2 separate regions of the Mus musculus genome follow, and region 1 is linked to region 2. Evidence: chromatin loops called from intact Hi-C (ENCODE). Cell type or tissue: left cerebral cortex. All regions are shown on one strand. Links, peaks and the distances in the headings refer to the core of each region. The heading gives the core; the rest is flanking DNA.

What was found. Peaks named below come from ENCODE experiments on the same cell type or tissue, not always from the same donor. Only the 100,000 strongest peaks of a DNase experiment are listed, where the experiment ranks them.
Region 1: a loop joins it to region 2, with 3 times the contacts of the local background. A loop is called at or near these places in 5 of 42 quality-filtered maps.

Annotation. Positions count from the first base shown.
Region 1 is chr4:21,989,714-21,992,633 of GRCm38, forward strand. The region is part of intron 5 of Faxc (failed axon connections homolog); the gene reads left to right. Among named protein-coding and RNA genes, the nearest start is that of Gm42260, 33 kb to the right of the region's middle. In left cerebral cortex, for the core only: a CTCF peak has its summit at 1,350 (motif pointing left); a DNase peak (open chromatin) is centred at 1,346.
Region 2 is chr4:21,878,364-21,881,219 of GRCm38, forward strand. It overlaps Coq3 (coenzyme Q3 methyltransferase), which reads left to right and starts at 1,283. Exons shown (of 7, transcript NM_172687.2): 1 at 1,283-1,433. The coding sequence starts at 1,325. In left cerebral cortex, for the core only: no CTCF peak of the experiment used is centred there; a DNase peak (open chromatin) is centred at 1,387; H3K4me3 peaks cover 1,328 bases; H3K27ac peaks cover 1,057 bases.

The sequences.
Region 1 (2,920 bases), core at 206-2,705, 110 kb after region 2:
CTATTGCTGTGAAGAGACACCATGACCATGGCAACTCATAAAAAAAAAAAAAAAAAAAAAAAAAAAAAAGCACTGAGTTCAGGGCTGGCCTACAGCTTCAGAGGGTTAGTCTGTAGTCATCATGACAGACAGTGCGTCAGGAGGCCTGCCGCTGGAGAAGTGACTGAGAGCTACATCCTCATCTGCATGCAGAGGAAATGCCGGGGACTGGCATGGGCTTTTGAAACCTCAAAGCCTACCCCCAGTGACACACTTCCTCCAACAAGGCCACACACACCTGCTTCAACAAGGCCACACCTCCTAATATTTCTAATTCTTTTAAGTAGTGCCATCCTCTGGTGACTAAACATTTAAATATATGAGCCTATGGTGTCCATTTGCCTCCAAACCACCACAGCAGGCAAACCTCCCCCTTCTGATCCTCCTGCCTCAGGCTTTCAAGCTGCTGGAACTATAGGCCTGTACCACTAGGGTAAGATTCTCACTCTCTAGGATTCCTTTGGCACAACTCCTGGGGATTAAGTTCAAGAGAGGCATCTGGGACCTCCAATGTCTCTCTCCCACGTGAGGAGGTCTTTTCCTCTTTCTTGCTGTGGCCGTAACATTCGTTTATAGTTCTCGGTCACTGTGATTATCAGTGGTACCCAGGAAGATGTCCCATGCCTTTCCCTAAAGGAGAAAATGGAACATTTTATATGTGTCTCTTTAAGGGAACGAGAATGTGGGGTACATGGGATAAAAGGTAATGACAAGTCTAATAGTCAGATAAGAAAAAAAGACAAATCAAATTAATATGATAGTTGCGATTACCTTGAATGCATGACATGGTAAGTGCTCTCTTTTAATTTGTGTGTTATTGTGGATTCTATCCACAGACTGGTAGTCTTGTGAATTGTTATTTTCTTTAATAAAAAATAAACCAGGGTAGATAGACTGTAATCTACAGGGCCATCAGTGTAGAAACAAATCAAATGACTGTGACAAGGGACTAGAGGAAATAATTAGAGTGTGACACATCCACATAGCGCACTGTGAGATGACTGTGGCTGCTGTACTGTCACATTCGGAGGTCCTGGCTCTGTGTTGTCAGTGGAGAGGATCAGGAACAGACTCTAGTGAGTGCAAGTTTATGTAAACACTTGGAAGTATTTTCTATAGGGGTATAAAAACGTTATTGAGAATGGGTTACTAGAAATTCTTTATTTTGATTATTGAAATTTCCTAGTTTTTAAACTAAACATGGATTACATATGTAAGAAGTGAAATGTTTATATAGCTATAAAGATATACAGTCTTACAGTAAGAGGTGTCAAATACTATTTATAAGCAACACTGCCATCTAGTGGATCAAAGGCAAAACTCATTCCATTTCTGCAATTTCTTCATTTTTTGTTTTTGGAGTTGAGAAATGGTAGTCTGATATTTAGAATTTTTGTTTAGATTTGTTTAAATTTAAATATTTAAAAGTGAAAACACAAGTTTTACTATATCTCTTTATAGGCACATTAATCTGTAAGAACAATTCTGAACTGTGTATGGAAAATATAAGGCATAGTTTTTAATATTTTTTAAAATTTATGTTCATTTTTCTTTTTTATTGAAAAGGATTCTTTGCTCATACATTATATCCTGATTATAGTTTCCCCTCTCTGCTCCTGGTTTCTCCCAGCTCCGTCGCCTTCTGGATCCACGCCCTTTCTATTTCTCACTAGAAAAGGACAGGCTTCTAGGCGATAACATCCAAACAGGACAAAATAAAGTCTAACAAGAAGCAAACCCATCATATTGGAGCTGGGCATGGCAACCCAGCAGACGGAAAAGAGTCCTGAGAGCAGGCATGAGAGTCAGAGACCCACATGTTCTCACACTCAGAGTCCCATAAACACACTAAACTCAAAGCTATGCTAGACACAGAGGACCTAGTGCAGACCCAGTAGGCCCTATGCTTGCTGCTTTTGTCTCTGGGAGCTCGTATGAGCCCTGCCTCATTGATTCAGAGGGCCATGTTCTTCTGGTGTCTTCCATCCACCTCTAGCTCTTTCTGCTCTCTCTTTTGAGAGGCTCCTGGAGTTCTGGGGAGAGGAATTTGATGGAGACATCCCTTTTATCCCCGTCCCCGACTCTCTCCATGTAATACCTGGCTGAGGGTTTCTGCATCTGTTGCCATCAGCTGCTGGAAGAAACTTCCCTGATGATGACAGAATAAGGCACGGATCTCTGAGAATAGCAGATTATCATTACGTGTCATTTTATTGATATGTTTTTAAACCAGTAGTATTTGGTTTTACCTCTCTAGTATCTGGTTCTTAGTCACCCATGCAGTGTTAGGTATGGGTTCCGTCTCATGGAGTGGGCCTCATGTCACATCATACATTGGCTGGCTACTCCCATAAGCTTTGTACCATCATTGCCCTGACATATCTTACAGGCAGGACAGATAGTACGTCAAAGGGTTTGTGCCTGGGTTGATGTTTATAAATTGACTTAAATATGAATGAATGGTCACATTAGTCCTTTTGGTATGAAGTGGTAAATTGTCTCACAAAACCAGATGGTTAGATAGAGCTGCCCATTTTTGAGTGTCCTCTGCTTCTGTCTGCTGTAGAGAGAACACACTGTCTTTGTTCACTTAGCCTGCTTTTAACTTTTCTTTTTTTAAAGATGTTTACTGTGCACATAAAATTTCAAATATTTTGACAATATCTCTGTGAAAAAATAGTGTTAATATCCACCCGGCTTCGTCCTTCAACGTTACTTGGGATGCCCAGTAACTATGTCATGTCCCCTTCATATAATGAACTAGGTGGTTCATATGAAAAAGATAATTTTTTCTCATGGTGCTTGAAGTTGGGAAGCCCACGATCATGGTGTGGAAGACTCGGTATCTTAGGAGGTCCTTCTTTCTTGTTCACAGACGAAA
Region 2 (2,856 bases), core at 357-2,856:
AACTTACAGAAAAGCGTTTTGTTGCTGCGTGGGGGGATTTAGAGGGTTCTTTGCTTCCTACCAGTATTTAAGCATATCACTTCCTGCCTTTGCTGAAGCGAGACTGGGATGGCTATGGAGCTGTGTGGTGTACACTTAATGTTAAGTACAGTCCATGCACAGAAGTCCTTAAGAGTGTTAACCATGATTTTCCGTGGGTCTGTCAATCCAGCAAAAACATGACACTTCAACTTGTGTATAAAACTTTCCACCTTCATTTGGAGAAATGGCCATATACCTCCAAACACAGGGACCTCTGACAGTGATAGAGCAGCTGGTTTTCATACAGCTTATGAGGTTAGTATTTTAGCTCAGAGGATGAGAGCTTAGTAAGTTTCCCCGATTTAAAGGACAGCACTGCCTGCTGAAATGTAGAATGACGCCCTAAATTTTAGGAGTTTACCCTTCTTTTTATGAGGGCATTATTTTTTATTTTGTTGTTTGTTTTTTAACCGTTCCTGGTTTGCTTTTAGTTGCTGGGATAAAACACTGACTAAAAGCAACTCTAGGAAGGGTTTCTTTCTCTTTGGCTTAGAGATCCTAATCAATCATTGAGGGAAGTCTGGGCGAGATCCATAAATGCAAGCTTCAGATACAACCCAGTTCCACTTTCCAAAGGGCTGAACATCAATCAAGAAAACGCCGCCCCACAAACACGCAGTTCAGTCTAATGAAGGCAATTCAGGAGAGGGTCCCTGTTTCCTGGTGAATCAAATTAATGTCAAGTTGACAAAAAAAAAAAAAAAAAAAAAAACTAGTATGAACTTCATATTAGATTCATACTAGAATCTTTCATACTGCTCCGTTTCTACTTCCAATAAACGTCTAAACTGAGTGTAAGGAGTTTTCTGCTACATACGGTGTATCCTGAACAGAATAAAGGGTCAGTTTCAAAGAATGTACTTTAGATGTGGACTTCTGTTCTCTGTGATTACTTGAGCGCATTGAAAGAGAATGGGTTTCTCGGAAAAAGCATTTCCGTACTTGATTTTAAGCATTAGAGTCGGTTTTCCAAGACTGAGGAGATAGCTCGTAAATACGAAAACAGCACGGCGTGACTCGTAGGACGAGAAGGTAGGTAGGTCTTCGTGGCCTTTTATTAGGAACATCTCTTTATTTCATTGCAGACATAATTTGATAGAGGAGCTCGAGTTAACGGTGACCACAAATTCACATTAACTAATGCAAATGCAAAAGCCGGCATCCGCGAGTGTAGGAGGCGGAACCCTTCCGCTGGGGATTTGTTGTGAGGAGGGACCGGAAAAGGAGTAGGATTCTAGTCGCGATGTGGAGAGGTGGAAGGCTGGGCTCTCGTGGGGTTCGTCTCCTGGAAACGCTAGGGTTTGGGTGCCCCAGCGCGGTCGCCCAGCCTCCTCGCCTAACTTCACGGTCGGGTGAGTGTCGCCGGCGCGGAGGTTCTTCCGCACGCCTCGGGTGCCGGGGCGGCTCTGCGCAAGCGCGGCAGAGAGCGGTGGGCTGTCCGGCTCCGTGGGGTCTGGTTAAAAGCAGCGCCGCGCTGCCCCGTCCTCATCCCTGGTGACCTCCGGGACCTGGTGTTGCTCTCTCCAGCGGCTACAACCCTCCAGGTCTGAGAAGCCAGGGGAAAAAGGCTGAGGACTAAGGATCTGGGCCTCGGAGAGCGTGTCTCTTGTGCCGCCGCCGCCGGGTAGCCCACGACCTTTGCCCTATTTTATTTGCGTTCTATGAGCTTGTGGCCCGGGAGCCGCCATTCAACTTGCTGGATCCTGGAGGTGGTTCTTGCTTTCCAAACCAAACCAAGAAAGACACACGGGGAACGTCCTAGCGCTGCCTCACTACTTTATTGCTCACCATCTTACCGTCCCCGCCAAAGAATTTAAGGCATTTATGCTCTTGTTTGGCAAATAAAGTAAAGAGCTAACTGCATTTGGTGCTATAGATTTTTAAACGCAAGTAGTACGCAGATAATTAGGTTCAACCTTTACAAGAAAATGACCAGGCCGGGCGTGGTGGCACACGCCTTTAATCCCAGCACTCAGGAGGCAGAGGCAGGCGGATTTCTGAGTTCGAGGCCAGCCTGGTCTACAGAGTGAGTTCCAAGACAGCCAGGGCTACACAGAGAAACCTTGTCTCGAAAAACAAAAACAAAAACAAAAAAAAAAACAAAAAAAAAAAAGAAAAAAAAAGAAAAGAAAATGACCACTATATGGTAGAGATTGGTATGGTTGGGAATTTTAATATGACAGTAACAGCAATAATACCTATTTAAATACTACTGAAAAAAATAATTATAATTTTTAAGAGAGCAAGATATAAATAAATATTAATGAACTTGGAGATCTAGATGGAATTACGATTCCAACTTTAATTTTCTGGAGAGATGATTTTATACTCTTCTATTGTCTTTTATAAGATTTTATTGTCTTTATATACATTTATACTCTTTTATTGTTTAAACTTTGTCTTCCAGAACAATCCGAGTCATTGTTCCAGAGATCCAGAACATCTCTGGTCCATTTTTTAGAAACCTTTTAATGTGTGTCTCATACATCAGAAGACCCACCTGCCTCGGCCTCCCAAGCTGTTGTGATTGGCATGTTCTTCCCTTACGTATAGTCACCTCCTCCGTGCCTTTGCCAGCTCTGCTGACATGATGCCATTGCTCTAATTTGTACTTGTCTCACCACATCTTCATGTCACTGCCAGTCTTTTCTGGTATGGGCATGGGTATGGGTGTTTGCTTGCATCTACAGCTGCAGACCACAGGCTGTGTGTGCCTGATGTCCTTACAGGCTAGAAGAGAGCATCGGATTCCCTAGGACTGTACGTCTATCGGTT